Linked DNA regions of Mus musculus: regions 1, 2 and 3 are each linked to region 4. A link is a loop called in an ENCODE intact Hi-C map of the cell type or tissue named here. Cell type or tissue: left cerebral cortex. All regions are shown on one strand. Links, peaks and the distances in the headings refer to the core of each region. The heading gives the core; the rest is flanking DNA. Region 1 has its middle 67 kb from the start of Gm36156. Region 2 has its middle 36 kb from the start of 1700055K11Rik. Region 3 has its middle 87 kb from the start of 1700055K11Rik. Region 4 holds the start of Tfap2c (transcription factor AP-2, gamma).

Region 1 (7,301 bases), core at 1,204-6,203, 180 kb after region 4:
CAAAGGCTTGTTTGTCATGTCCTTTCATTTCGGTTTTATGGCAAATTAAATTATGCTTGCGGTTAAACAAAATTACATTAAGAGCCATATGTGCCACGGGAGTTTTGCAGAGGGTATCGGATTTGTACCTTAAAGAGACCCCCTCCCCCGATTCTCTGTTTAAAGTGGATTTTTCATAAACTTCGGAGTCACCAAGTAAAATAATGTCTTTCATGGAATCAAACAGCTTGGAGAAAAACAGATGCAGGATACGCAGGGATGCTCAAGCATGCTCGAACACACACACACACACACACACGCACACGCACACGCACACGCACACACACACAAAGAAAGCAGAGCAAAGATCTTTTCTGTCAGAGCATGGACATGAAGGGATTTGTGTAAATTGCTGTCTTTTGCAGAAGGAAGCAAGCCTCGCTTTCCTTTCTCTGAAGTTGTTATGACATAAGAAAACAGAATCTCTTTAAACCTGGAATTTAATTAATTCTTTAAAAAATAATTTAGCAGAGTATGTTAGAAGGGAAAGAGGTGGGGGGATTTCCGATTAGATCCAAATAAGCGGCCCTTAATCACCCTGATGAAGGCGTAATTTGCAAAACACTGTAAGACAGTAACATCTTCCTCATTTCGGGGCGGGGGGGGGGTTTAAGCGCATTGACGAAAAAAATAAGTAGAACATTTTAATTAAAACTCATAAAGTTGTGGCCATCTGCTGGAGATTGTTCGGCGGGGCGGTGATTAGCGGATGCCTGCACCGGGATAATGAAGCAAGCGGCGGTTATTGGCATCCTCGCTGGGCCCTGTGTGAGAACGCGCCGGCCTGGCCCTGCAGAGGGGCCAACGTCTATTACATTCCAATAAGTGTCGCCCGGGAGGGAGGAGGGCGGGGCGGGGAGCGGAGTTAAACACAGGAAACAAGCGCCAAGTGTGTGCAATAAAAGTGATCACAGCCCTGGGCTGCTGATGTCAGATCCCGGGGTCGGGGGTCAAGGGGGGTGAGCGCTCTGAAAGCGAGCGGCGGGCGCTGGGGGCGGCGCGCGCACAAAGGGCCCCCGAGCGCCTCGTTAGGGGCGCGTTTGATGGGCTCGGTGCCCCACGGGGGCCCCGGGCCGTGTCGATGGGATAATTACGATGATCTAACGGCCGGGCTCTTTTGCATGCAGCCTTGCTGAATGGGACGCCTGGAGGCTGCATTGAGGCTGGCCGGTGTAAACTGTGGGGTGCCTCGCCGACTCGGAGCCGCGGAGGCTGGCGGCGGGTCAGCTCCGACCCCTGCGCATTCAGCCTTTGAATGGGCCGCCGCCTTTGAGCCGCGAGTGACAGATTGGAGGTCAGCGGCTGGCAGATGGACCCGCCCCCGGTGCACGAGCGACAGCCGGGAGGAGGGGACTTCTCCACTGTCAAAAAACCAGTCTCTCTTTTTTTAAATGACATTTATTTATGTATTTATCTATTTATCCATTTAGTTACTGTGTGCACATGCCCGTACGCTGCAGTAGCGAGTGGGTGAAGGTCGGAGGACAACTTGTAGGAATCGCTTCTCCCCTTCCAGCCAGTGGGTCCTAGGAACCGAACTCACACAATCAGGCTTGGCAGCAAGAGGTTTTTAACCTGATTGCCCTCCCCTCCGCCTCCCCCCCCCCCTGCCCAAAGCCTTCACCCTTTATAAGCAGAGTCCCACTCCAGTTGTGGCTCGGAGAAGCTCCCTGGCAGCTGACCTGGTCCCTGCCAAGGGCACTAGACCCCAGCCCAGTTCTCTTGGAGGGGAAATGGAGGTGGGGTTGGAGGAAAGAATAGATACTTGGTGTGTCAAAATGATAAGAAATGAGTTAAGTTGGACCTCATCAAGCCCTAGAGATTCAGTCCCTTTGGGCTCATTGTCTACAGTTCAAGCTAATGGTGGGCTTTGAACCAAGCGTGTGTAAAGGCCTTGTAAATTATTCTGTAAAATTAAGAGCTGCGAGCTATCATGGTGGCTCAGCAGGCAAATGAGCTTGCCATCAAGACTGATGGCCTGGGTTCGATCCCCCAGACTCTCAGGGTAGAAGGAGAGAACCAATTCTGTCCTCTGGCTCAAGCACACCCAAAATAAACAGATGAGACTTTTTTTTTTTAAGTGATAGTTCTGACCATTTAGCGCCTAAGTGTCAGACACAGAGCCTAGGTCTTTCTAACAAGGACTGGGTGCCCAGTGGCTATTGGGGTGAATACGAAGACAGTGCAGAAAACCAGTGTCTCTTCTTTCTGGGGACTCTCAGCCATTTCTTTCTCTTGACAGTTTCCACTGAGAAACTTAAATCCTACTAAAAAGAGTGTGATGCACACACACACACACCCCGCCACCTCATGACAGGCCCATGTACAGGGGCTCCCTCTCTAGGATTACCCGTGATTCTCCAGTCCTTACATCTGTGGAGGCCCAGAGCACATGACCCTTTGGAATCGGCTGTGCCCCTCTGCTGACACCATTTTGCATCAGTGAATCTGGAATTCCCCATAGGAGTGCTGTCTGGCACCAAGACCAAAACTGAGCCTTCCTTACGCAAGCAATCCCCACTCGATGGACAGCTGGATCATTCCCAGCTTTCTTCTCGATGGAGTTATTGCTGTAAATGGATCTTCTGCATGACGTCGTTCAATATTATCCCGATGGTCCCTTAGAGGTGATATTCAATGATATTTCAAGGGTGAGATTCGAGTTCTCACACATTTTACTGTTGGACTCAGAATCAATGTAGGACGAGAGTCTAGTCATAGACAATGCACACCTAGTCGTGTGTGCTCTTCTTCCCGCAGCACACATTGAGCCAGTTATCTTTTGCAACCCAGGATTCTTCTCCTTCCAGACAGTAATTGGCAGGAATCATGCATGTGTGCTGTGGTTTGGTGTGTGTGTATGTGTGTATATGTGTGTGGAGGGTGTGCATGCATGCATGTACATGTGCATGTTTGTGGGTGGTGTATGTGTGTATATGTGTGTGTGGTATGCGTGTCTGTATGTGTGTGTGGCTTGTGCATGTGGTTTGCGGTGTGCGTATGTGTAAGGAGTGTGTATGGTATGTGTATGTGTGTGTATGTGGTGTGTTTATATGTGTGTGGTATGTGTGTATAGTGTATATGTGTGTATGTATGTGGTATGTGTGTATATATGTTTGTGTGTATGTGTAGTGTGTGTGTATAGTGTATGTATGTGTGTAGTGAATGTGTGTATGTGTATATATGTATGTTTGTGTGTGTGGTGTGTGTGTGTGGTTTATGAAGTGTGGTGTGTGTGTGTGTGTGTGTGTGTGTGTGTGTGTGTGGTCCTTTCAGGGAAAGATGGAGCCCCTGATATTTTACTCACTCTCTTCTTCATTCAGTGAGGTCCTGTTTTTGTAGCCCCCAGTTTGAGAATAACCTCCTCAATGTTGGTTCCCCCAAAGTCACAGCCTCTTCACAGCTGAGCCAAGGACCAGGTGACCCTGGGGTCCCTGAACCACACTTGGGAACAATACTCCTCACAGCACAGGGCATCCTGCAACTGACAAAATGAAGTTGTCAAGCGTAAGAAAATGCAGGTCTGCCCTGGAGGGCTCTGCTCCCTCCTGGAAAAGGGCTGGTCTTCCTGAGGAAATAGAAAGTGGGCTCCTGCGATGTCTCAACATTTAGGGGTTCTGTTTGATTTTAATGCAACAGAGTATGCCCATAAGAAAAGTCTTCTCTTGGGCTGGTGAGATGGCTCAGTGGGTTAGAGCACCCGACTGCTCTTCCGAAGGTCCAGAGTTCAAATCCCAGCAACCACATGGTGGCTCACAACCATCCGTAACAAGATCTGACTCCCTCTTCTGGAGTGTCTGAAGACAGCTACAGTGTACTTACATATAATAATAAATAAATAAATAAATAAATAAATAAATAAATAAAAAAAGAAAAGTCTTCTCTTTTCCCCAAACAAAAATACGGAGCTCTCCCTGCAGCCGCCGACCCACCTTCTGCTTCCAACCCTGGATACCGAAGCAGCTTCTATCCCTCGCCTCTGCTTCCAACCATAGTCTCTGTACGCGCGCGCGAGCAGCGCAGGCATCAGCTCGCCTCTCGCTTTGCACAATGAGTTTCCCTGCCTCTGTACTTTGCTTTGCCTTTTCCCTTTTCCCACCAAAATAGCTGAGTCAGTGCTCCCTGCTATGAGCTGGCCGCGGTGTAACTAGGCAGTGAACCTTTCTGTTTATCTCAGTCTCATGGTTATAAATGACACTCTTGAAGCCAGCGGGATGGATGGCTCAGTGTGTGCCTCGCCCCCAAGCCTGACGACCTGAGACAGATCCACAGCAGGAGAGAACTGACTCCCACTTCCGGCTTCCACATTCCCGCAACACACCTGTACATATCCACGCACAAAAGATGATGTAATATTAACGAAATCTAATATTAAAAACTGCCTTTCTTCTCGACTCATAGATGGGACCTGGTATCAGTTACTCAGATCCTTACAGTGAACACACTGCGCTCTGAGGTAGGGTGGGGGTGGGGTCCAAGTCTCCACAGCCATAGTCACTAGCCACTGGCTGGTTTCTTTTCGCTCTCCACAGTTTGCCCCTTCCTGACAACCTGGTGGGTACCAGGCTTCCTCAAGTTTATTACCAGATAGGTATTGAAAAACCTTTACAGGTGCTCCCCACGGCTAAACAGCTCAGGTGAATACAGAATGGAATTTCCCTTAGACCAGAGAGGGTCCCCCACTGAGCCTGAATTTAGAAATCCCTAGTACTGCGGGACCCTGGATTTCTTTGCTCCTAAGTGGGATGCTCTGAGCTGTGTTCACGCTGTAGGAATGAGGGAGAACCCTCCCTGAGGTACTAACCTCCCTCTGTCAGTCACTTGCCTCCACCTGGGAGCCAGGACCCGGTGGCGACCATGCACCTGCTCTGGCTTATTTAACCCAGACTTCATCCAAAGCTCCTTAGTCATCTCCACCCTGTCTTAGTAATGTACAGCCTGGATTGTATTGGAAACGAACAAGATCTCAGATCAGAGCTCTTCAAATAAATAAAGAAAAAATGTAAGCAAAACCGATGCAGGCGTGGGTTAGCCCGGGCTCTTGGTTCCTTGCCTTCCAATACGGAGGCTCGTAAACTCCAGGCAAACATCAGCGATAGAATTTCTTTTAGCTGTATCTTTGGACAGGACTGAGGGCTTCTGAGCATCGCAGCTCTCCAGGCTGTATTCCTAGCAGCCGGCTGCAGTTTGCTTTCTTTTAACTTTGTATCATTGGGGAACCGGGAGGAGAGGAAGGGCTCTGAACACTGTATTCCCCAGTTGCTCCAGCTACACACTTCTTTCCTTCTGTGAGCTTACCAGTAGCTATGGGTCCTCCTCAGAAACAGCGCTAATCTCCACCCTAAAAGACAATGGTCCCAGCTGTAGTTTCGGGTATCAACACAAAGCTGGACCGTGAATCTGTGCTTGGCATTTTGTAGACTTTAATGTCTAAAAGGATATTTTAAGGTATCTAACGTCGGCTACAATCTTGATCTGGCTTTACTTTGTGGCTTCAGGGAAATACAGTTTGTGTTGGTTTAAGGAAACCGGTGAACTTGCTATTCTCACAACGTTCATAAATCCTTCAAAGGAACCAGAAATAAACTAAAGGGTGGGGTGCGCACTGGGCTTGTTGGCGCATGCTAGTAACACCTGCACTTCAGAGCCTAGGGCAGGAGGATCAAGAATTTCAAGCTAGCCTCAGCCACAGAGTGAGTTCTAGACCAGCCTGGGCTACAAAAGTGTGATTCTCAAACGCAACAAAAAAAAAAAGGAAAGGAAATGATTTGCTAACACCCAGTGGGTGGTGGTGGGGTTCTCTGCCTCTCTCCCTCTCTCTCTCTGCTTCCCTCTCTCCCTCTCCCTCTCTCCCTCTCTCTCTGCCTCTCTCTCTCTCTCTCTCTCTCTCTCTCTCTCTCTCTCTCTCACACACACACACACACACACACACATCATTTCTTTGTTATTTCTTTGACAGAGAGCTTGGGTGTTGACAACCAGCAGCTCCGCACGCAGCTTTAGTCTCCCAGAGTCTTGGCCATGTAAGGGTTAATAGTAAACAGCTCCCTCGGACAACACTCCTGAAGCAGATGTGGGTGGAGTTTGGAATCCCGTCCCTACAGCCTCCTTGCATTTTTGGTTGATTGTCTTTAATTACTTTTGAGGTCTGAGGGAGGTTGCTCTTGCCTGCAGGCACTCCTGACTGACAAGGAATGTTTTTTAATGTCACTTACAAGTGACATTGATTAAGCATCAAACAGAACAAAAATGACAAGGATAGCTGGCGATTGTATCCTTCCACTCTTCGTTTAAGTAGTAAGATGCTGAAAACACTGGAGAGAAAATCCCGTGGGGGAGGGGTGTGTTTGTGTTGAGGGCCTTTATTCCCTGAGGCGTTTAGGCTCAGCCTCTTGGGGTGCTCGCCAAGGCAATGTCTCAGGTTGGAGAAGGGAAGGGACAAAGAGGCCAGATGAAGACCTGGCAAAGGGGTCCCCAACTTCTCAGAAACCAAGCTAAAGGCCATTTTAAGTTGGGTACAGTTGCCTGTGGTTCCAGTACTGGGGTTAGCCTGGGCTACATGGCAAGATCCTATATCAAGAAGGAAGAAAAGTCTGGGCAGTAGTGGCAAATGCCTTTAATTTCAGCATTCAAGGGAGGCAGAGGTAGGTGGATTTGTGAGTTCAAAGTCAGTCTTATCTACAGAGCTGAGTTAGGCTAGTTAGCCAGGGCTACACAGGAAAAACCACTGTCTCAAAAACGAACAAACAAAAGGAAGAAAAGATGGCAGAAAGCTAGGAAAGAAAGAGGGAAAATGGGAGGGAGGGAAGAAATTGATTCAGGCATAATGACTCCAATATGTAATCCTAGCACTTGAGAAGCTGAGACAGGGGGGTTGCCATCAGTTCAATGCTAGCCAAATGAGAGATTAAGACAGTTTTGTGTACCTCAAACCACTAAAGCCAGTTTAATATGTAAGGGGACAAAAGCTGTTGATATCCCGTTTTTTAGAATTTCTTTTGGAGAATAGTTTAATTCAGGTTTGGGGTTCAACCACTTTAGGAAAAATCCCAAACAAACAAACAAACAGGACCTGTATTCTGAGTATCAAGTAAGTATTTCCTGAGCATTACACGTCAAAAGAGTAAATAAAACACTGCTTATTTGGAATTCAGATTTAAGTCGGCGTTCCGAATTTAATCTGGTGACACTGCTGAAGTAGAAACACCAAGCCTGGCTCCTTGTACTCCCTGCCTTCCATGTCCGGATCTCAGGGAGAATGC
Region 2 (7,301 bases), core at 1,282-6,281, 270 kb after region 4:
GACACACAGGTAATCCCATAACTGGGGTTAGGGGCTGAGACAGAAACACCCCTGGGCTAGTGAGAAATCCTGTCTCAAAAAACAAGTTCCAGAGAAATAGAGGCGGGCACCTGTGTCAACCTCCGGCCTCCACGTGCACACAGGTTTATGCACACTCGCAGGAATGTGTACACTCTCACACGTGCAAGGAATCCAGATCACAGAACCCAGTCTCCCAATTTCTGAATGCTACATTTGCAACTATGTTTCTGAAAGTTTTGAAAACAGAGCTGGAGGCAGCAGTTAAGAGCACTTTCTGCTCTTGCGGAAGGCCTGAGTTCCACTCCCAGGACCCACATAGGCTTACAGCCTCCTGTAACCCCAGTCCAGGGGATCCAGTACCTCTGGCCTCTCTGGGTACTTGTAGGAATGTGCACATATCCACACAGGGACACACATACGCATGGTTTTAAAAGAAACTCTAAGAGCACGGTGAGAGTGTTCTTTAAAAACATCAGCACAGTTTGAGTGGGGGCACTCGGTTATTCTGCGATGAAAAGCAATTGGCTATCTCATCTCAGTCCCCACCCCATCCTGGAACTCTCCGATGGATTCGATGTAACCCCTGAAAAGAGGATGAGGAGAGACATGGTCACTAAGGCTGGGTGACTAAGACCATGGGTGCCTGCACTGCAGTGGGCCCCAGTGTGCCTGAACCACACAGCATCACAGGATCCTGGGTCCCAGTTCAGCCTCCTGGCTTGCCATAGGCACCGACGCTCCCAGGCTACCCAGCAAGACTCTGCTAAAGGATCGTGGGTAGGGGACACAGCACGTGGCTCTGCGAGTGCCTTGGCAAGGGTGGGACCTGTCAAGTCCCAGCCTGTTCCCACCACTGCCTTCTCCCACAGCTTCTGGGTGTGTCACTCTGGGGATGAGCCAGGTCTCAAAGCCTGGGTCTGGAAACTCAGGGCCTGAGCCACACACAAAAGCTGAAGGGCACGGGCTGACCTCGAAGAACAAGCTCCAGGAAAGGCCTCTGGGCTTCATGAGGGCTCCCTGGGTTCACTGCCGAGACCAGTGCTGCCGTGAGCCAGGCGCTGCAGGAGCTAAACATCAATGAGATATCAGTCATATGCACAAACCCGTCTGCCAGGAGCACAGCACCGGGCTAAATATGCTTCAAGCCAGCACCAAAAAACCCAGACCCTCACCAGATAGCTACTAGCCCCACACCTATCTTCTGGTGAGCACACACCCTCCACTGGTCCTAATTTTGGCACTGATGGGGTTCCCAAGAGAGGACCATAGACTCCTTTCGCATCTGCCAACAAGGGTCCTGATTGTCCAGGCAGGAGCATCCTGGGACAGAATGGGACAGGGGTACCCTCTGGCCACCATTGCCTCCCAGGGGCTGGGGTAGTGGCTAAGCTGGTGAGATGCTCACTCTGTAAGAACCCATGTTAAAAATAAATAAATCCCAAGAACCAATGTTAAAAATAAATAAATAAAGCCAGGCATTTGCAGTGCTTGCTTCTAATCCCAGAGGAGAGGTCCCTGGTGTGACAACAGCAAGAACAACAGCTGGGTGCTGTGCTGCAGGCCCGACATACCAGCTACTCAGAAATGGAGGCTGGAAGATGGCAAGTTCAAGGGCAGCCTGGGTTACATAGTGAGCCTCGTCTCTGGATTAGCTCCAGGGCAGAGCACCTGCTTAGAACACAGACGTCTCTGGGTCCCACCAAATGCAGCAACAGAGAAAACGGCCATTATTCAGGTATCAGAGCATTGTGTGAGCACACAGCAAGACAACTGGAGTCCCACAGCGTCCCACTTCGAATTCACACGCTTCTGTTTGGAGCGTAACCTTCTCCCACCTCACCCAATTGTGCGCTTTTATTTCCTTTAAGAAAGATTTATGCAGAATTTCCAACTAGCAAAGCAATTGGGCTCTCTTTAGGTCACAGCCCAACAGGTACACACCCAAGCTCACAGATCTGAAGCAGAGACAAGACTCTCTCTAGCTGGACAACTCCCCAGTCGCAACAGGCCACATGGTCCACACCTTTTCAAGAACAGCTCCCTCGTGTAATTAATTAAGCCTGTAATTACAGACCAATCTTTAAAAACGTAATTTGTAGTTTCTCTACAATACTCCTTCTAAATCTAACTTCTGATGTGGGCTAAATTATATTGGAGCCAATTTTTACTACATGGAGACTCGGGATAAACCAGGCTTCGTTGATGATTGATTGAAATACACTGTTTTCATATTTATTGCTTTAATAGCCGCGATCTCTCTGGAGCCCTGGATCTGGGCTAGGCAGGACTCTGCAGGCTTTATTGCCAGCTCTGGGATAGACCAGGAGGCCCCTCTGCCTGTGGGAAGTAACCTGCTCCAGGGCTGGAGTTCCCACCTGCACCTGGGTGTGCCTCAGGATTTTGGTGCAGCGGGGGCATCCTTCACACACTCCCGCAGCCTCTTTATTATCCATTTAGCGGTTGTTGTTCTTGTTGTTGATTCTTCTAAAAGCCACAGGGCCAAGTATAGCTTTCCCTTACAAGAGTTTTTAGGAGCTAGAGCTGGGGCTCGGCTGGTAGAGTGTTCACCTACTATGCACAAAGCCCTGCCTTTGATCCCCAACACAGCATAAACTGGGTATAATGGCACATGCCTTTAATCCCAGCCCTGAGGAGGTGAGGCAGGAGACTGGGGAGTTCAAGGTCAGCCTTAGCTACAGTTTCAGCTTGGAGTTGCACTGGTTCACAGGAGACCCTGTGTCAAAAGAAATGAACAAAGCCTCTGGGTTTGAGGAGTCTCTGCACACAGGATAAAGAGGCAGGGACCTTTAAAAAGAAAGCATCCAGGCCACAGGCGCTTGCCAAATGCTTCAGGCCAACTTTATTGACTTAGCCTAATAGGAAAAAAACGGGGCCATGGTGTTCTGGATTCCAGGGTAGCTTTAGCTTTGCTTTGTCCCCTGACTCCTGAAGTAAGGCCAGGCTAGGCACAGACTGCCTGGGGGGAAAGCTAAAAGAAAATGACTGGGGGGAAGGAGTCAAAAGAAAGCTGTGAGAGTCCAGCTACGCCTTCTCATCCCCCATGGAGAGCCAGCACCTCTGAACAAAAGAAGTCCACCAGAGCCCACCTCTCAGCTGCCCAGTGTGAATTTAGGTCACTTCCAGGAAATGGAGGACCACCACCAGCACTAACAACCCCGACCCTGCCCCCTACCCCTCCCATCTTCCCCCATCCCCACCCCTGCATTTCTGGACCCTTTAGCATAGTCCTGAGAACACGTGGATTTTTTTTTTTTCTCCAGAGCCCTCACCAGGGAAGCCTTCATTGGCTCCTCTTGGGAAGGAGGCCTTGCTTTGGGCAAACATCTGCCCAAAGGGTCTAACACAGGCCTTTCTGCCTAAAGATCTCCTTGTTTTGGATTTTCACCCCGGAGACAATTTTCTCATTAAGTGGCTAGTAATCGCTCGGGATTGCTCATCCTGACTCTGGGGAGGAGCTGCTCCGCTCCCAAAATACCTTTGAGTCACTGGGGTTTCTATCACCTTGCATAAACTTTGAATTATTCTTTGTGTTGAGAAGATTATTATTAAGAAACACGCCCTCGAGCGGTCTGTACTTGCCTTCCCGCTTCATTCGGCAAGCTCTGCTGTACAGGGCGGCTGCCGAGCTGCTCCCCAAGGCTTGCCCATGTGGCCCAGATGCAAAGACCCCAGGGCGGGGCTGCCTCAAGAGCCCAGACTGCCTTCCCATCCTGTCTTCCCTGACAACGCAGAGTTACAGCGAACTGTTCTCTTAGAACAGGATGCCAGCCCCCTCCCATCCTCAGGAGGGAACACTCAGCACCCCCTCCACCTCCCCCGATTTTTATTTATTTATTTATTTATTTTTAGTGTCTTAATATGTAGCCCAGGCTGGTCTTGAACTCGCATCCTTCCTCAGCCTTCCGAATGCTGGAATTATACGCATGTGCTATTACACCCAGCTGAACACGCGCGCGCGCGCGTGCGCGCGCACACACACACACCTTGCACACCTTGCCTCTACTTGATAGAACAGCGGTCTTAAGGACGCGGCTGACACTGCAGAGCCAGGGGCAGCAGGTTTTAATACTCTCTACCCATTCACACTTGCACCCCGAGCAGGCGTAAAGATAGACACTTTTACTGGGGAAGCGATTCTCCTACAAAAAACGCAAGGCGGTTAAAGCCTAGCCAGGTAGACGCCACAGAATTCCGTGCAAGTTCCAGCAGCTGGAGGCCCCGCTGGGATGGATGCGCGCTACTGCGGCCCCCTCTGCTGGCAGCCTCAAGGCTGCGCCTTCCGGGGAGGTGGCCAAGCAGGAGGCTGCACAGCCAAGCCCTCAGACCGGGTTTACAGCCATGGGATGTGAGATCCCAGCCACCATCCCACCATTTCCACAAAAGAGAAGGCGTTTCCAACAAAAACACAGGAGCGCACAACTGCAGAAAAGATCAGCCCACAGCCCGTGTGCAGGTCTTGGCAGTGATGGACAGCTCTGTACGGCATAACTGAGAGGTTATTAGACACCCAGAGAAAGTATAATGACCCCACCGCCCTGGGGTTCTGCACGGTTCTGCCTTACAGTATGCCTCAAGCACCACGCGAGACGTACGAACGTTAAAAGTTGGCTATTTATCGGAATTTACATTTATCTGAGTATTTAAAATATTTTGCCTATTTCTATATAGCGATGCTTTTTTTCTCTAGCCTCAGACTTCTAGACTCCATCTTGCTTGTGTTCAGTTACCTGGAACTCAAGGGCGGCTTGCTTCCAAGGACGAAACTTGATTGGTCCCCAACAGTCCTGAAAATCTATTGCTGGCCAGGGACTGGGTTAGAAAGATCACGTGACATAGTTCTGGCCAATGAGACTTGAGGAAATCTGCATCTTTTGGCGCCCGAGAGAAAGCGGTGCGTCAAGTGAAAGGAACACGGCTTTCTTCCTGCCTGAACCGGGCTGAACATGTTATATGTAACCACCTTGCAACCAGGACGGATGCCTGGGATGTGAAGGAAATATGTGAGAATAGCAGAGTAGAAAGATGCATCCCCCCCCCCACCCCACCCTTGGCTCCTGAACCTTCGAGTTGTGGCGGGTCCTGGAGGCACTGCTAACTGGAGTTAGCAAGGACTAAAGTGGTGCCTTCTCCTCCTCGCTCCTTCCACGCCAAACACAGCCCAGGGACAGGGAGGTCTCCTTGGCCTCTTCCAAGAGGAGCATCCGAGCTTATGTGTCTTGCTGAGGGACTGCGTCCCACGCCTTAATGTCAGGCTGCCTGTAGCAGATGTGTGTCCCTAGGGCCATGTCTCATGGTGGAGGAGCCGACTAATGTAAGACCAGCTGGTGGTTTTCACCCTGGCAGAAACCTCCCAGAGTGCCAGGGGTCCCAGGTCCCTGTTACGGACGTTTCCTGTTTACCGACATTCTGATTGGCGACTAGGTTGAGCTGATTGGCCTCCTGGCCAGCAGCTCAGGACAGTGTCTCAATTGATTGTAATTGTGTCATTGGGGGCAAAAGAGTGCATTGTGACTGAAGGGGGTGTGGCCAGTGCTCATACTAAAAGGAATCCAACTCCAGAATCCTTCCCCAGGGACCTGGGACAAATGACCTCAATTCTTTTAGTCTCCAGTTCTGTCCTTGGAGGGTCTGGGACCGTCAGGATAGTTGCCAGGGCTCTTGTCTGATGTGAACATAAGAGGATGGTGTGCCTCATGGTCCTGGCAGCCAATGGTGTGACACAAGTCAAGACAGAAGGCTGAGGGGCCTGCCTGATGAAGAGGCCCCAGCTCAGACAGGTGAGAACCTAAGGGCTGATTTCTCCTCCTTGTCCATGTCCCCTCTCCCTCAAGGGCTGTCCTCTTGCATGGGGAGAGCCTTCTGCTACGCCAAGCCAAGTACGTAGATACAAAGGCAGGTGGCACAGACATTGTGGCACAGGTCTGAAGTCCCAGCATTCAAGAGGCTGAAGCAGGAGGGTACCTGTGAGTTTAATGCTAGCTTGTTCTAGAGAGTGAGACCCTGTCTCTAAATAGAAGAAAAGAAAGGAGGAAGGGAGAGGGGAGGGGAGGAGGGAGGGAGGGAAGGAGGGCAGCAAAGGCTGGTTTCGTTCAGAGATTCCTCAGACACAGCCAGGGTCACCGTTCCCTCTGACTGCCCATGGAGCAGAGAAGCCTGTAGTCATTCTACGGCTTGTGGCTCCCAGCAGCTCCTGGAGCAGCAGCCTTCCAGGTGGGACCCGGCCTGAGTTTCTACACAGCCATCCATGCCTGATAGCCCTGTTCTACCATCGGGACAAAAGGGACTTGGCCTTGGCCTCAGAGGGCCAGCGTCCTCCCAGGAACTCAGGATCTCCACCTTGAAGGACTATTCTCTGTCCCCAAGTGAATGGGGACCACTGGAGTCCACTCAGCTGACACCAGTTCTCAGCCAGTGCCATGTGAGGTTAATTTCCTGGACAGTTGAAGGTGCAGTTCTCAGGGTGGGGTGCAGTTCCCATTAAGAGGGACCACACCCGAGCGGCTGAGTGTTTTGGCTTGAATGTGGCAGGAGCACCCTCCCCACTCAGGCTCCTCCTGTGTTAGAACACTTGGACCCCAGCAGGGGGCAGTGTTGGAAGGTTGTAGAACCTTCACAGCGGAGGCCGTGGGTAGCCTTCATTAGTGCCAAGAACAAACACCCAGCAAGGATTCCTGCCACACAGAGCCTCCCTGCCACGCCTCGCCTACAGGCCAGACTCTAACCCCTGGACAGAGAGCCAGGGTAAACCCACTTCTTGTTTCTGTCAGGTGTGTTGTTGTCATAGCAACGAAAAAGGGTAAATAATGCAAATAGTGACAGCCAGTCAAGCCCTGGGGATGGGGTGGCCCATGCTGGGTGCCCTACCAGTGGCTGCTGGGTGTCCAAATGCATGACCAACACCAGAGTGGAAACTGAACAGCAAAACCTGGGTGCCCAGTGTGGCCACCCCTAGCCCCTCAGAAAGCAGGCTCTCAAGGGTCATCAGAGCTGGGTGTGGTGACAAACAGTTTTCTTCCCAGTGCTCCAGAGATCAGGGGCAGGTGGCTCTGTAGGTCTGAGGCCAGCCTGCTCTACTTGGTGAGTTCCAGGACGGGCCCAGTTACATAGTGAGACCCTGTCTCAAACACACAAACAACCCCAAAAATGTCCAAGGGAGTAAATCAGGGAGAGGATTCCCCATAAGCCGCTGGGTACCTGGGACCCCAGCTCCAGAGAGATTTCCTTAGACACTTGAAGGCAGAGGTCTGTGACAAGAAAGG
Region 3 (7,301 bases), core at 1,102-6,101, 220 kb after region 4:
CTTCACTTCCAGTCTGTCTCAAAGGACGTCATCGCCTCCAGTCCTTCCCCGCCACAGGACAAATACCTTCCTGTCCCTTTACACTAAGATGCTTTGAGTTCCAGGTGTCCGCTGCCACCTTTTCTTTCACATAGTAGGTCAGCAGCCTTCCATGGACCCCAACATGGGCCAGGCTAGGACCCTCCTGTAATAAAGACATTCTTGAGTGATTCCTACCTAGACCCTGCAAGCCTTGGCTCATCTCTAACTCACTTCCTTGGATCCTGGGAACATTGCCCCTCCCTCTGGGTCCAGGTTCAATGCCAATGCTGAAGACTGGGTGGGAGGGTATTCTTATTTGAAATTGGGAAACCTCCTCCCGCACATTGGACAGGGCTGGGACTAAAGACCAAGCCTTGGATAGCCAGGTCCCCTCCTAGTAAGTTGCAACACCAGCTATAAATATTTCTCATCTCTCCCGCTGCCAGCTCCACCCACCTCTTTGGATTAAGCGGCTGCATCTTCCAGCAGCCCTCGTCTCAACCCGTCACCTGGGCAGGATCGTCCCAGCAGAATCAGACTGTCTGTCCCAAGAAAGGTGACTCTTGTCAAACCCCTCTCTATCCCTGACACTTTTGCAGGAGCCCAGAATCAAGCCCCACTTTTCCTAACCCTAACCCATCATGAGCTCAATCAGAAGAGGTTTCAGGGATTGTGAAGGAAGGACAGACGTATATTTTATTCTGTGTTTGAGTTTTGTTGTTGTTGTTTTACTCTTGTTTTCTTCTCTGGCTTGAGATGCTTCGTGTTTTGAGGGGTAAAACAACGATCAGGTAAGACAGAGGTTGCCAAGAGACTTGCTGCGAGAAGCCCTTCAAAGTGCGGCGCCAAGAGGCATGCTGGGAAAAAAAGAAGCCCTTCAGAGGGCGGCGCCAAAAGGCATGCTGGGAAAAAGAGAAGCCCTTCAGTGGGCAGAGCCAAAAGGCATGCTGGGAAAAATAGAAGCCCTTCAGTGGGCAGAGCCGAAAGGCATGCTGGGGAAAAGATAAGCCCTTCAGCGGGCTGCTTCCGAATCTGGCTCCTCCTCCCGATAGGGGACCTCCCTGGGCCAGGGTTCCTTCCGCCAGTTTTGAACGCTAGGCCCATAATCTATCGGCTTCCCTTTTCTTTGCCTGGAGAACTACCAGGGTTGACAAAGTCATCTGCCATAGGTGTCCGCTGTACAACTGGTGCACTCGGCCCCACTTGGAAGGGATTCTCCTTCTGGTGTTCTCAGTGCACAGGAGAGGAAAGGGAGAGTCCGTGGGAGCTGGCAGAGGAAGTTCATGGTCACACAGCACAGGGTAGACCTTCCACCTCCCTGCCCCAGGGCTTCCCCACCTCACACTGCAGATGTCTGGGGCCAGCTCATCTGCCTTGTGGTGGGTCCGTGGCCTACACCCACCAGATGCCAGTAGTCCCCATCCTGGTGTGTCAACCCAACACATCTCCAGGCACTGCCAAGTGTCTCCTAGGAACAACATCAAGTGTAGTGGCCAACCTCTGCTCTCTGTACATTGGAGACGTGGTCATGGCACCCTTTAAAGGTTGTAGGGACTTCTTTGGGATCCAAGTTCTGGGGTCACCACCAAGTTGCTGGCTGTTGGCTCAGCTGAAACTTCCAGGCCTGGGATCTGTCTGTCTATCCGAGTTTACCAAGACCACACTGTGTGTGCGCGCACACACACACAAGCGAAGCTCCGTGTGGCTGTACAACTGAATGCCCAGCCTCTCTCACCCAGTAGAGCAGAGGCTCCCATCAGCCGGCACCACAGCCAAGTCTGCCTAGAGGATGTTTTCTCTGTCTTGCAAAATACTTGTAAAGGATTGAGTCTGACCTGATTCCAAAGGCCAGGTGCTTTTCTTCGGTGTGTTGTGGGTGCGGCCACTCGTGTGTGCATCTGTGTGTCTCTGCATATGTATCAGTATGTGTCCATGTGCTTCTGTGTGTGTGCATGCATACCACCTGTGTGAGGTCAGAGACAACTTTTGGACGGCAGTCCCCTCCCTGGCAGCAGTTGAACCCAGGAGAGACACCAACATAGGAAACCTGGATGATGTGCAGGTTATTTGGAGCCTCTGATTAGCGTGGCTTTCAGAACTGCACCCTGTCTGTCACACAGCCTTTCTGGGTGACATTTTTCTCTAGGAAGAAGCTTTTCCTGTCCTCTCTGCCTTCTGTGGAGACTGAGCTCTGGGACCTCCCTCTCAGCCTGTAGCCAAGCAAGGAAGAGCCATGTCAGGGTGGTAGGCGAATGTTATCAAGACGCTGCCTACCCAGGCCTGACAAGTCTCCAGCCTGGCAAGTCTCATGGGAAGTCTTTAGGGCCAGGAACTCACCCGGCTCAAAGACGACAGAGCAAAGTGGCCTTTGCTATTCCCAACTGTTGGGTCACCACAATTGAGAAAGTCATCTCTTCACTTCATACTTTCCTAGAAAGTCTGCAGCTTCCCAGGGCAGGATGAGGCTGCCCAGCAACGAGACGCAGAGTCTGTGTGAGCTCCATCCTAGCATCACCTCCATCAAGGCCAGTGACCTTGGGTCTGGCCTTCCACATCTGCAGAGTAGTGGTCACCTGTGCCTGCCTCGCAGAGGCTGAGAGTTCACACCTACCCACTTTCCTAGCTGTGTCTACCAGGTATGTGTGCCCCCAGGTGTGTGTGTGTGTGTGTGTGTGTACCCAGGAATGGTGCTCACCTGAGTGACAGAAGCCAGCCAGACCTCAACTGGTCAAGCACGTGTCCCAGACAAACAATCCAGAAGAAACACTCAGTCACCATCAGCTGTAAGGAGAGGAGATGGAACTCGGGACCCCTCCTCTGGCTTGTGGACAGGCTGCAGCTGAAGGAGGCATAGAGCTAATTGGAGACTCCAGAACCAAAGGGAAGTGTCCAAGGTACATGACAGCTTGGTAGCTTGGTGGCAACTGGGGACATGGATAGTATCTGACTTTCTAATGCTAAGAAGTGGCTAATCTCTGAGGTGTGTGTGTGTGTGTGTGTGTGTGTTAACTCAGCCCCGGCAGTGGCCTCCTACACAGGAGAAGCTGCCTCAAGGCTGCCCTTTGGCTACAGTCCTTTCCACCCATTTCTTCTTTAGGGAGTTGCTGTGTGTCAGGCCCTCGGTCCCATCACTGGAAGTCAGGTGATGGTGTCTCCCACTGTCTGTCTGCCCACCTCTGCCCATCGGTTTGTCCACAGCAGCGAGCAGGCACCCAAGGGTGTTGGCTCTAGGAAACAGAAAGGCACCTCTAGATTCACTCATGATGTTCATTTCCACAGTGAATGCACGTTCTCTGGGCATCTGCTCTGTGCCATTGTAGTGTCTTGCCATAGTCACCACTTGGTAAGATGGGGGAACTGTTATTTTTTAAGTCAGGAAACACTATGTGACCACTGGTTTGTATAGTCTGAGGGTCATGCCAACCCTCTGCCTCTCAAGTCCTTTTAAGGAAAACGACAGGGCACCTTTCTGTGCGCCACCTGGTGGCAAGAATTGTCATTACACCAGCCAGGAGATTCTCCTGCCCCAGAACAGACCATTGACCTGTCCTGAGGGAGGGTGGCTCTTCCAGCTCATTCATTGATCAGGTCTGTGTGTCTTCAGAGGTTACACTCAGAACTTTCCATGGCTGGCAATCTTGGCCAGAATGGTTTCTGTGGAGGCCCAGAGCTTTTCACCCAGCTCAGCAGGGCCCTGAACACCCCAGGACAGGCCTCAGGAAGATAAGCCTGCCCTTGGCTTCCTGGCATAGGACAAGTGCTAGGTAATTCTGCATGTTCTTGTCTGACTTCAGTCATGGAAAACATGCCTTCTGGGCTCCCTTCAGACACGGCTTCAGTGAAGAGGAGTCTGGACTAATGATTAGAGACAACCCATTACCAGAGGGGAGCCCGTTGAGGGAGAGCTGTGTTGTTATAATCAGGAACAGGTGACCAGAGAGCGATGGGATAGGATTGTCTTCGGCCTCATCCTGTGTGGTTTGGGCGTGTAGGTGTAGCTACAACCGCTCTGTGCTTCTTTACTGTAGATACTGGAGGCAGTGCATCTGGGCTCTGAGGAGAGTCTGTCAGGGGCTCGGGAGCAGCATGCCTCCATGGAGATATGAAAGGAAGTTCATGGAAGCCAGTGAGCAGAGCAGTGGGGCTGAGTGCCATGTGCTGTGTGGAGCCCCTGACATCACCACCACCTCCTGATGCAGACTCCATTTCTGAGGAAGCTGAGGCCCAGGGGGATGAAGCGACTTGCCCAAGGCCACATGGCTTGTGAAGTTCAAAAGTGAGACCAGAGCACAGATCTATCCAGTTTGAATGGTTTTTTAAGAGTTTAAAGAGATATATGGGTGCTCCTGGGGCTGGATGTCACAGTCTGCAGAGTTTGGACACTGCTCTAGGTCCAGTCTGTCCCCATTACCGGCCCCTGGAGCTGTCTCTGCTCTTCTAGAGCCTGCCGTGGCCCTCAAGTCTCCCTCTGGTGGCCCTCCTCACTGTAGTCAAGTCTGAAGGGAGCCCAGAAGGCATGTTTTCCATGACTGAAGTCAGACAAGAACATGCGGAACTACCTAGCACCTGTCCTATGCCAGGGGGCCAAGGGCAGGCTTATCTTCCTGAGGCCTGTCCCGGGGCTCAGGGCCCTGCTGAGCTGGGCGAAGAGCTCTGGGCCTCCACAGCCACCATCCTGGTTTCTATAACCAGACTTCTATAGCTAGCACTCTGGAGTGGGAGCTCCTGTCCTACCTGGCTGCAAAGGAGTCTGGGAGTGTAAACACCCTGTAAGAAGAGACACCCAGGCTGGCAAGGACATCTCAGACATGCGATGCCAGAGGACCATCTTCCTAGGGATATTAACCTGAACTCAGCCAACATCAGACACCAGATGGCCCATGTGCCAGCACCGCTTGACTTGGGATGGGGTGACATGGTGATACAGCCCAGGTGATGCAACAGTACCTGTGTCACTATGCGACATCATGGTATAACCAGCCCACTTCACATATGCCCAGGACCCCAGGGGCCTCCAGAAGGGCAACACCGTCTGCCCAGAGCATCTTCCATATGTTAGCAGTAGTGTTTTGAGGCATGGTCTCCCATGTACCCAGCCTGGTCTGGAGCTTGAGAGATGGTTGCCTCTGCCTCACGGGTGTAAGGGCTGTTTGCATGGGCCATGGTGTCCAGGCTACAAAATCTATCTTGTAGCCAAGCACTGCTCTCAGTGAATAACTGTCTGTGGGCTACGTAGAGAGCACTGGGCATCTGTCCGTGGGTGTAGATCACAGCTATGGAGCACCAGTCCCAAATCCTCACCTGGCTTCCATGGAAAGCACTTAGCTTCCACAAAACATGTGTGGCTTCCCGAGGACACAGGGGGCTCCCAAGGGACTCAGGTGACCTTTTTAATACGTGGAAGAATTGATGGACGAACCGTCTCAAGCCGCACACCAAGGGACCTCTCTCTCTCTCTCTCTCTCTCTCTCTCTCTCTCTCTCTCTCTCTCTCTCTCTCTCTCTCTCTCTCAGGTTTTCTTCTTTCAAGTGAAGCTACTGGGGGGTCTTTGTCACCCCACTTCATAAAGATGGGTGGGTGTCAGGATTGGGCTTGGGATGAGCCCAGGTGTCTAGTGAAAACCTTGGGCCACCTTTTTTGGTGTTCATTCCCACAGGTCCTTACTAGACATCGTCCCCTAATTGCTCCCCTTATGAAATATTCATTGTCGTGTGTTGCACGTGTGTCTTGGCTTTACACAGAAGTAAGATTCACTCACCCTCTCCAACAAATTCTCCTTCTGGGGAGACACAGGCTGTCACATCAACCCTCTGAGTCAGCCCTCCTGGAGAACCTTCTGGAAGCATCAATTCTTGTCCTTGGGTTTGGAACTGGGAAGAGTACACCCTGGGACTCTGCACCGTGCCTGTCAAGGGTCTCAGGTGACTCCGGTAAACAGAGACATTTCTGAGACAGTGTGGTCTCTTTAATTCCCTCCCCAGGGACATGGCTGTGCTGTGAGCGACCCTCACAGGCAGTCAAGACCACTGAGGCCTTGTTGTAGATCCCGTGGGTCAGGATGCTGGCTTCTGTTGCTTACCAGCGGTAGCCTGCTGTCTCTGACAATTGTCTCTGGCCTGCAGAAACAGTGGCTTCTTGGATGGTTGGGGACATGTTTGTGACAGGACAGAGTAGCACCTAAGGCCCTTCTGGACACAGAAGAGGAACATTCTAGATCTGTGTTTTTCAGGAAACAGGCCCCTAGGCCACTGCAGCATCCTGTTTCATATTTCTGAGCACCAGGTTTTGGTAGACCCTCAAGGATCTGTCTTTAGCAGGTTCATGACAGAGCTGTATTGCTTGCCCAAGCTCCATACTTTGGAGAGCAAGACCCCAGCTGGGTCAGTTCCTCAGCGGGCAGTGGAGGCAGTGTGACAGATCTCAGCCCACACCATTCTTCATCCTCCTGTCATTTTGTATCTGCTGGTGTGCTTAGTGTCACTCCTGGTGAGTACTCCCACTCTCAGACATGGTACCAAACTTGTCCATAAAAGCCCCCAAATCCCTCAGCAGACAAAACCAGCCCTGCCTAAGAAACCACAGCCAGGGAGAAAGCTGGAAATGAGGCAGCCCATCCCATCTCCATCTGCCTGGAAGTCTCCAGCCTCTCCTGAGACGGGTGCACGGGTTAGAGGTATAGAAAGCAAAGCCAGGCGGAGGAGGTCAGACCCAGAACCCAGGGGACTCTGCACTGAGCCGGGAACCAGAGTGTGAACACATGCAGCTGAGGTGACTCACTCAGAGAAAAGGCTGGGCGTTCACAAGCGAAGCAGAGCCAGCTCAGTGTGGCTTCCTTGGCCCGACAGAAGCCGCTGCCTTGCGGTTCATGTGAAGACATGTCGCCTCAGGTGCACTTGCTGCTGTGTATATTAAGATCTTTGAAAGGAAACGACCCATGACAGTAAGAATAAACAAACACGCCTGTGAACCAGAGCTGGTTTACAGTCTCAGGCAGTCCCCTACACACACACACATGTGCACACACACATATGCACACACATTCATTCATTCATTCATTCATTCATACATACTCACATGCACACACACATACATGCAAACATGCACATGCAAAGATACACATACATGGACACACATGCTCACATGTACACACACATGACATACATGCAAAGACACATACTTATACATGCACTCACATGAGCACACATGCATATGTACACACATTTACATACATGCACATAGACACACATGCACACACATGCACACACAATCACACACACACA
Region 4 (7,301 bases), core at 1,155-6,154:
GCGCGCACACACACACTCACTCACACACACCTGGGCGGCTCCAGTCTCGTCCCAATGAGAGGGACCGACCTGCGTTGCCAGAGTGTGAGTGACTGCAGGCTCCCTAGGGGGCGGCAGAGCTGAGCCCCTGGCAGCCTTCCTTCCACTCCCATATCTCTGCACGGGGACCTTAGAGCAAGTTCTTAGTCCCGGGGACGGGGGGAATGGGAGGTGGGCAGGACACCTTACCCAGCCCTGGCTGCCAAGGGGTACAACCACACGGGTCAACGTCTTTCCGTGGGCGATGGTAGGAGATTGTTTGGAGCGCGGGAACCATCAGAGAAGCTGAGCTCTCAAGGAAGGCGGAAGCTTCCTGCACCTGGACTCTGTGTCCAGGTCCCGGCCCCCAAGCTGGGTGTGGATGGGACAGGGTCCTCCAGAGTCGAGGAAATCCTGTGTGCAACTGTCCTCTCCATCAAGCGCTGCGCTGTCGCTTTAGAGAGAATGAATAGCCTTGTCTAGCGGTTCCCAAGTCCCCAGACTCGGGGCGCGGGGGGGGGGGGGGGGGGCTGAGGAAAGGCGAATGCAGACCCTTCATGCCCTTCTGTCGTCCTCCCCCCTCCCCACTCGGCCGAAAGCTCCGGTGCAGAAAGCACTCGGTCCCCCTGGGCTTCTTGGATTATCGCTGAGGTGGGAAGAACAGGGAAAGCCTGGGGTAGGGTGAGCCGCACCGCCCCCCCTGGCCAGGAGAGGAGCGGAACCCCGCCAGACCTGTGACAGTTGCCTTCCAGAGAGAGCCTGGGACCTGGCGTTCCCAGTCCTGAGCTTGATGCGGGCAGCACCAGTTCTTTCTGGAGCAGGTGCCCTCTTCTCCCGCTAATTCCAGGGCCTCTGTTTTGGAGGCTCGGTCTGGATTGCCTGCCTTTTTAACTTAGCCGGAAAAGCCCCCTTGATTCCCGCGGTTTCAACTTCCTGGGTCTGTTAGGGTCAACTGGCCAGAAAGCTATTTTGCATGCGGCTATTCTCTAAGACCATGGGGGAACGGTTGGCTTGAACATCTATTTTAATTTTAGTTACTTTACTTCAGGCCTATCTGGGTCTAGGGAAATGCTTACAGACGAGGAGCAGGAAGAGAGCAAATTATTTTAGTCTGTGGATACGGGAGGCACGTTCCCAACAGGTCCTGGCCACTGGGCTGATGGGTATCAAGAATTGTGTAATTGGCTTCGGAATCAATCCGAAATAGTCCCTGCCTCCAATTCCACTGTTTGAAGCCAATCTCCATATACTGTTGGGACGGACTAACAAGATTAGCTCTCGAGAACTGTGGACTTTCTGTTTGGGATGAAAAAAATTAACTATAACAATTAGGCCAATTATTTTCGTTTCGTTGAATTAAAAAATAACACTGAGTATTGCTTTTTGGCTTGGACGGAAAATCTTGGGGTGCAGCAGCATTCTGTGGATAGAAGCTTTGCTTTCTGCCTCCCATGGGACGAGGTGTGCCCATATCTCAGGGCGACCTCCCTGTAGTCCCCCTCCCACTTTACAGCACCTCATTCCACGCGGCCCGTGGCGATGGAGGTTTATTCTGCCTGGAACCTCTTTTCCTGGGCGAGTAGAGGCTTCTGAAGAGCCGCCCGTGACAGCTGCAGAACCGGCGCTCCGCAGGGCTGGGCATCGCAGCAGGGATGGGCCTGGGCGGGGGAGCTCGGGTCTCCTCCAGCCACGGCCCGCAGCCAGATACAGCTTCGGGCTATAGCTGCAGCACGCGGTTGTCCGATTTATTCACAGCAGGTATTACCGTGAGTTTCCTCTTTGGAGCTGGGGGAGCGGACTCCTTCTCGGAATCCTTCCCCTCCCTTCCCTCAGTGGGCAGGTCAGTAAAGTACCCAGGGAGAGGGAAAGGGGGGGGGGGGCACTAGGGAACAGTGGGACTTTAGCTATTTCTCAGCCCAATCCTTAAATGTCTGTCGGAACAGCTGGGGCGAGGTGTCAGGGAACCCCAGGAGTTGAGACACCCTGGAATGGGGCGTCTTCAACTCTCAAGTGACATCCATTTTTTAGGAGGATGAAGGACGGTTCTTGAGGTGGGGAAATCCCAGCTGTCAGCTCTGCCAGTCTAAGGTGTGCAAGGGGGCTGGCAGGCAAAGGAAGCCACGTTTGGGCACCTCAGCTTGGCAGGTCTGCGGTTGTCAGAGACCGCCCACTGATGCCCCTGCGAGCCCCTCGCGACGCCTGGTCCTGCAACACGCTAGGCAGGGTGCGGGGCGGAGCTAGGCAGGGACTGGCTGGGGGCTGCCCCGCCCGGCGCCTGGGCCTCCGCGCGGCGCCGGCCCCCGGGGAGGAGTTATGATAATTTCCTTCCCATTAAGGCGTTCGGGTCCCCCGGCTATCGCCGGGACACACTGTGAGGGTGAGGCTTCTCCGGTCCACGGCTGCGGCCTCTACACACCCACGGCGACCACATCTCTGTGCACAGCCACCGATGCGCGTCCAGTGACTGGGACAGCAAGGCCGGCGCGCGCGGCGGGGGCGGCGGCAGACGCCTGGCCACCGTGACCCCGATTGTGGATTTACCGCTCGGGGGGTGGGGGGAGCCTGGATTTAACTGGCGACTATTTTGGGGGACGCCGGACGCCATGTTGTGGAAAATAACAGATAATGTCAAGTATGAAGAGGATTGCGAGGTGAGCGGGGGCTAGGGAACGTAGCCCCGCCGGCCCGAGCGGGGTCCCAGGGCTGCTGGCCAAGGCTGGGGACGTTTGCGCGGAGCCCTCGCCTTCGGGAGGGATGAGGGCCAGTCTTCGGCCATCTCCTGGGCCCCTTGTTGAATCTGGTCTTGTCTCTCGGGGACAAGGCCTGGCAAGAGCGTGGCAAACCCACCCGCAGAACTCAACTGTGGGTTCCTACGAAGCGCACGGCCCTCCTTTCCATTTTCCCCGAAGAGCGCCCTGTCTCCGGGTCTCAGACGTGGCTTTTTTCCCACGAAGTCTGTCCAGTGTCCACGGAAGCTTCCCTGCCAGCGACACCTTTGAGGAGTCTCCTCCAAGGAAGGCTTGTCACCTGCCCCGCTACCTCCTCGAGAAAGAAAAAAAAAAAAAGAAAGAAAGAAAAGAAAAGTCCAAACAACTGCAACCTGGTTTTCAAGAGAAGTGGGGGTTGGGGACTGTGGGGTGGGGGTGAAGCCAGATGGGGCCTTGAGCGCTCGCGAGTACTCTAGCCTGTCGGACAGGTTGAGCTAGAGTTTCGGAGAGTAGGAGGGAGGGAGGCGGCGAGCGGGAAGAGGAAGAAGATTCAGGCGGCGCGAGGCGAGCACCGGGGAACGTGGGGAGGAGAGGCCGGCGGCCAGGCTGCGGGAGCGCACCGCACCCGCACGACCTCGAGGGGCTGCCCCTGCGTGCATGCCCGGGCGGCTTCCGCTAGGGGGCGACAGTGCCCCGCTCCTGTGTCCCTGCTACCCTTCTGACCCCTGGGACTGATGAAGACACATCTTTTAGGAATTAAGTCTGACCGCCTTGGGGCGAGGGGACGTGCGCAGGCAAAGGTTGCCCAGTTTGGCAGAGTCTTTTCATTCCTTCTCTACACCGGGATGTGTGAGAACCTTGACCATGGCCGGGCTGGAAGACCTCACTTCCTAAGGCGCAGAAGGCACGGGCTTGGCTAGCAAGGATCACAGCTCCGATCCCGCGTGTCGGCTCCCGGTCTCTCCGGACGACATTACTATGAGGCCTTACCTGAGAGTGTCACTTCCGCGGCGCGGCCGCCTCTTAAGGGAGTGAGAGGGGGATGATCCTTGGGGCGGGGAAACGCGCCCTTCGTCGGCGTTGCGCATTATCCGCGCTATTTGCGCGCCGCAGCGACATGGGAGGAGGGTTGTTGAACGAGGGCGCTGTGCGCCGAGGTCGCCGCACGCCGAACCCCTGGGGCACGGGTAACCGGACTGTGGCGCGGAACGCGCTCTTGGCACCTCCAAGCGACGCAGCGCGGGAACCTTCGCCAGAGGGCTCGAAGGATTCGTCCCCTCAGGTCTTAGACCGATAGGCTCACAACGAAGTCCGGGGAGCTCATTGTCCCCGGGGGCTCTCGGGCTCTGGGGCGGATCGAGACGGGTGGTGTGAGCTTGGTGGGGCGCATAGGTGCCCCTCTCCTGGCTTGCTTGTTCGCTGTAGCAGGGTTTCGTACTAACCGGGTCTCTCCTGTTTCTCTCCCAGGATCGCCACGACTCGAGCAGTAATGGCAACCCTCGCATCCCTCACCTCTCCTCTCCGGGACAACATCTCTACAGTCCCGCGCCGCCTCTCTCGCACACCGGGGTTGCAGAGTACCAGCCGCCTCCTTACTTCCCGCCGCCTTACCAGCAGCTGGCATACTCGCAGTCCGCCGACCATTACTCGCATCTGGGAGAGGCTTACGCTGCCGCCATGAACCCCCTGCACCAGCCTGCGGCCACCGGCAGCCAGCAACAGGCCTGGCCGGGTCGACAGAGTCAGGAGGGCTCTAGCCTGGCCTCGCACCACAGCCGCTCTGCAAGTCTAATACCCCATATTTCAGGGCTGGAGGGGGGCTCGGTGAGCGCCCGGCGGGAAGTCTACCGCCGGTCCGACCTGCTGCTGCCTCACGCGCACGCCCTGGAAGCCGGCCTGGCTGAGAACCTGGGGCTGCACGAGATGGCTCACCCCATAGAGGAGGTGCAGGTGAGCAGCGGGGGCGGGAGGCTGGGGGTGGGGTGGGGGTTCTACCTTACCCTCCAGCCTTTCCACCTTCCTCCAAACTTAAAAGAAATTGTCATTTCCCCCCCAGAATGTGGACGACGCGCACTTGCTCCTACACGATCAGACTGTCATTCGCAAAGGTAAACACTGACTCTTTCCGCTTGTGTCTAACACGTGGCTCTGACCAGTGAAGTTGCCCCTTTTCTGCAAAGGCTGGGGTATTAAGTGGCCAACACGGCTCACGTAGTGGAGAAGACCACGCTTGAACGAAAGTCAGTTCCTGGCCTGAACGAAAAGAACTCTCAGGAGCTGTGATTTTTAAAAGATTGGGTTTTTTTTTGTTGTTGTTGTTTTTTGGGTTTTTTTTTTTTTTGTTAGTGGCCATATTTTTTTGAATCAAATGTTTCAGTCTGTAACTCAGAGTGGCCTTGAATTCCTTGTAAGCCTCCTGGCTCAACCTCCCTAGTGCTGGCATTACAGGTGGGAAATACAATTTAACTTAAAAACGGGGGTGGGGGGGAGATACAAATAGTACCTTAGTTTTCTTATTCTGTAACAATTTTTATTCTTCAACAAACTGACCTAATTTTACTTTTTAGAGGTACATTTATTGTGGGGGTCAACATCTAACCTGCTGACGTCGGTTTTCACTGTCCACTATGTGGGTTCCAGAGATTGAACTTGGGTGTCAGGCTTGGCGGCAAGCACCTTTCCCTGCTGAGCCTTCCTTCTTGCCGGCATAAAAGAGATTTTACTTCTTCTGTGGAAGACAGTTATAGGAGAGGCTCTTAATTCTGACACTACTTAATAGGTTTCTCCTAGTATGCTGCCTTATTAAGGACAGACCTCGGGTTTATAGGAGGGAGGGATTGGGGAAATCGGATTACAGTGAGTGGGTGGCTCTTGATTAAGTTACACTGACAGGGTTACCAGTCTTTTTGAGGGGAAATGGAATCGTTCTAAATTACAGGCGGTTATGGTCTTGAGACTGTGAGCTCTATTAGTGGATTGGGAGAGGTTTGGAGAGGAAAACCTGAAAGGAAACAGTTTCTGAGTAGACCTAAGCAGATCTGGCTAATCTGTATTTCTGAATTCCCTGGTGTCAGCTGCACTGAAGGGTCTGGCGATGATCTCCCGTGGCTTCAGTTCATCTTGGAGGGGGAGGGGGAGGATGCCGTTTATTTCGTATTGAAGCGGTTTTTCTGAAAGCAAATGCTTTAATTAAACAGATTACCATGGTGGCCTGGAACAGAGAGAGAGAGAGAGAGAGAGGGAGAGGGAGGGAGGAGAGAGAGAAACAACTCTTCATGGAATCTTAACTAATTAAGGTCTGGAGGTGTTAACTCATGATTCCAGACTCCAGTCTTTAAAGCAAGGATACGGCTTTTAAAAGGACTTGCAAGAAGCAAGGAGTTTTCTGGAGGCAGACCTCAGCTTTGGTTTGCCCTTTTGTAAAGGTCTCTCTGCCCCATCCGTTTCTAATGGCGAACCTATTCTGTCCCCTACAGGACCCATTTCGATGACCAAGAACCCTTTGGGGCTCCCTTGCCAGAAGGACCTGGTGGGAGTGGTCATGAACCCCAGTGAGGTCTTCTGCTCGGTCCCTGGAAGACTGTCCCTGCTCAGCTCCACGTCGAAGTACAAAGTAACTGTGGCTGAGGTACAGAGGCGACTGTCACCACCGGAATGCCTAAACGCCTCGCTCCTGGGAGGTGTGCTCAGAAGGTGACACTTGTTCAGGGCCCCCTGGGGGTTGGGTAGTTGAAGGTGACTATGTACGAGGGCCTGGAGGTATTTTTAACATTTATGTAACTTTTATATCTTAACGCTGAATTCTAATCTGTGTTAAGAGAGCTTTTTAGTGCGTATCTTCTTCTTGAAAGTGCCAAATGCAGAATGTGCTAAAACAGCAGTAACAGGTTATCATTTGGTTGGGATTAAGAGGCAGCAGCTGCATGGAGGGGGGGGGCTTCTAGTGTTTGGTCCCCCCAGGGAGTTTACTGCTGCAGTCATGAGTGAAGATTTTTCTGCACCCCTACTAGAGGATTCTGAGATTGGTGGGGGTGGGGGTCTGGTTTGTTTGTTTGTTCGTTTGATTGTTTTGCAAGTCGCTAACTTTCCCTCTCCATGCAGAGCAAAGTCCAAAAATGGAGGCCGGTCCTTGAGGGAGAAGTTGGACAAAATTGGATTGAACCTTCCGGCCGGGAGACGGAAAGCTGCCCACGTCACTCTCCTCACGTCTCTCGTGGAAGGTCCGTGCGGTTTGTCACTCAGAAAGCCATGTTACCAAAGCTTTCACTATTCAGGACCTATGAGGTCACGGGGGAGTTGGCAAAACTTTCCCATGACGTGAGCTAGCTTTTGAAAGATTCGGTCCATCAAGGATGGGCCCGGCCCATGAGGAGGCAGAATGGCCATTTTTCTGGTTGTGGGGTATCTGGTTGTGTTCGTTGTACACAATGGGCACTGGCTTAGTTCACCATTTCTTCCCTTCCATCAAAGGCCGGCGGTGGGTGGGGGGAAATGAAACCCATGGTCCACAAATGAGCTCCTTCTCCAATCCTGAGGGCGTAGCTGTGTCAGTCCAGGTTTTGAATGGGGACCCGT

The links. Peaks named below come from ENCODE experiments on the same cell type or tissue, not always from the same donor. Only the 100,000 strongest peaks of a DNase experiment are listed, where the experiment ranks them.
Region 1: a loop joins it to region 4, with 2.6 times the contacts of the local background. A loop is called at or near these places in 5 of 42 quality-filtered maps.
Region 2: it touches region 4 in a loop (2.9-fold over the local background); 4 of 42 quality-filtered maps call a loop at or near these places.
Region 3: it touches region 4 in a loop (2.8-fold over the local background); 13 of 42 quality-filtered maps call a loop at or near these places.

Annotation. Positions count from the first base shown.
Region 1 is chr2:172,727,475-172,734,775 of GRCm38, forward strand. No RefSeq gene overlaps it. Among named protein-coding and RNA genes, the nearest start is that of Gm36156, 67 kb to the left of the region's middle. In left cerebral cortex, for the core only: no CTCF peak of the experiment used is centred there; a DNase peak (open chromatin) is centred at 4,138; H3K4me3 peaks cover 188 bases.
Region 2 is chr2:172,821,088-172,828,388 of GRCm38, forward strand. No RefSeq gene overlaps it. Among named protein-coding and RNA genes, the nearest start is that of 1700055K11Rik, 36 kb to the right of the region's middle. In left cerebral cortex, for the core only: a CTCF peak has its summit at 4,295 (motif pointing left); DNase peaks (open chromatin) are centred at 2,885 and 4,296.
Region 3 is chr2:172,769,855-172,777,155 of GRCm38, forward strand. No RefSeq gene overlaps it. Among named protein-coding and RNA genes, the nearest start is that of 1700055K11Rik, 87 kb to the right of the region's middle. In left cerebral cortex, for the core only: a CTCF peak has its summit at 3,508 (motif pointing left); a DNase peak (open chromatin) is centred at 3,508.
Region 4 is chr2:172,547,214-172,554,514 of GRCm38, forward strand. It overlaps Tfap2c (transcription factor AP-2, gamma), which reads left to right and starts at 2,380. Exons shown (of 7, transcript NM_009335.2): 1 at 2,380-2,669; 2 at 4,194-4,676; 3 at 4,783-4,834; 4 at 6,203-6,419; 5 at 6,828-6,946. The coding sequence starts at 2,622. In left cerebral cortex, for the core only: a CTCF peak has its summit at 3,401 (motif pointing right); DNase peaks (open chromatin) are centred at 3,466, 3,639 and 4,896.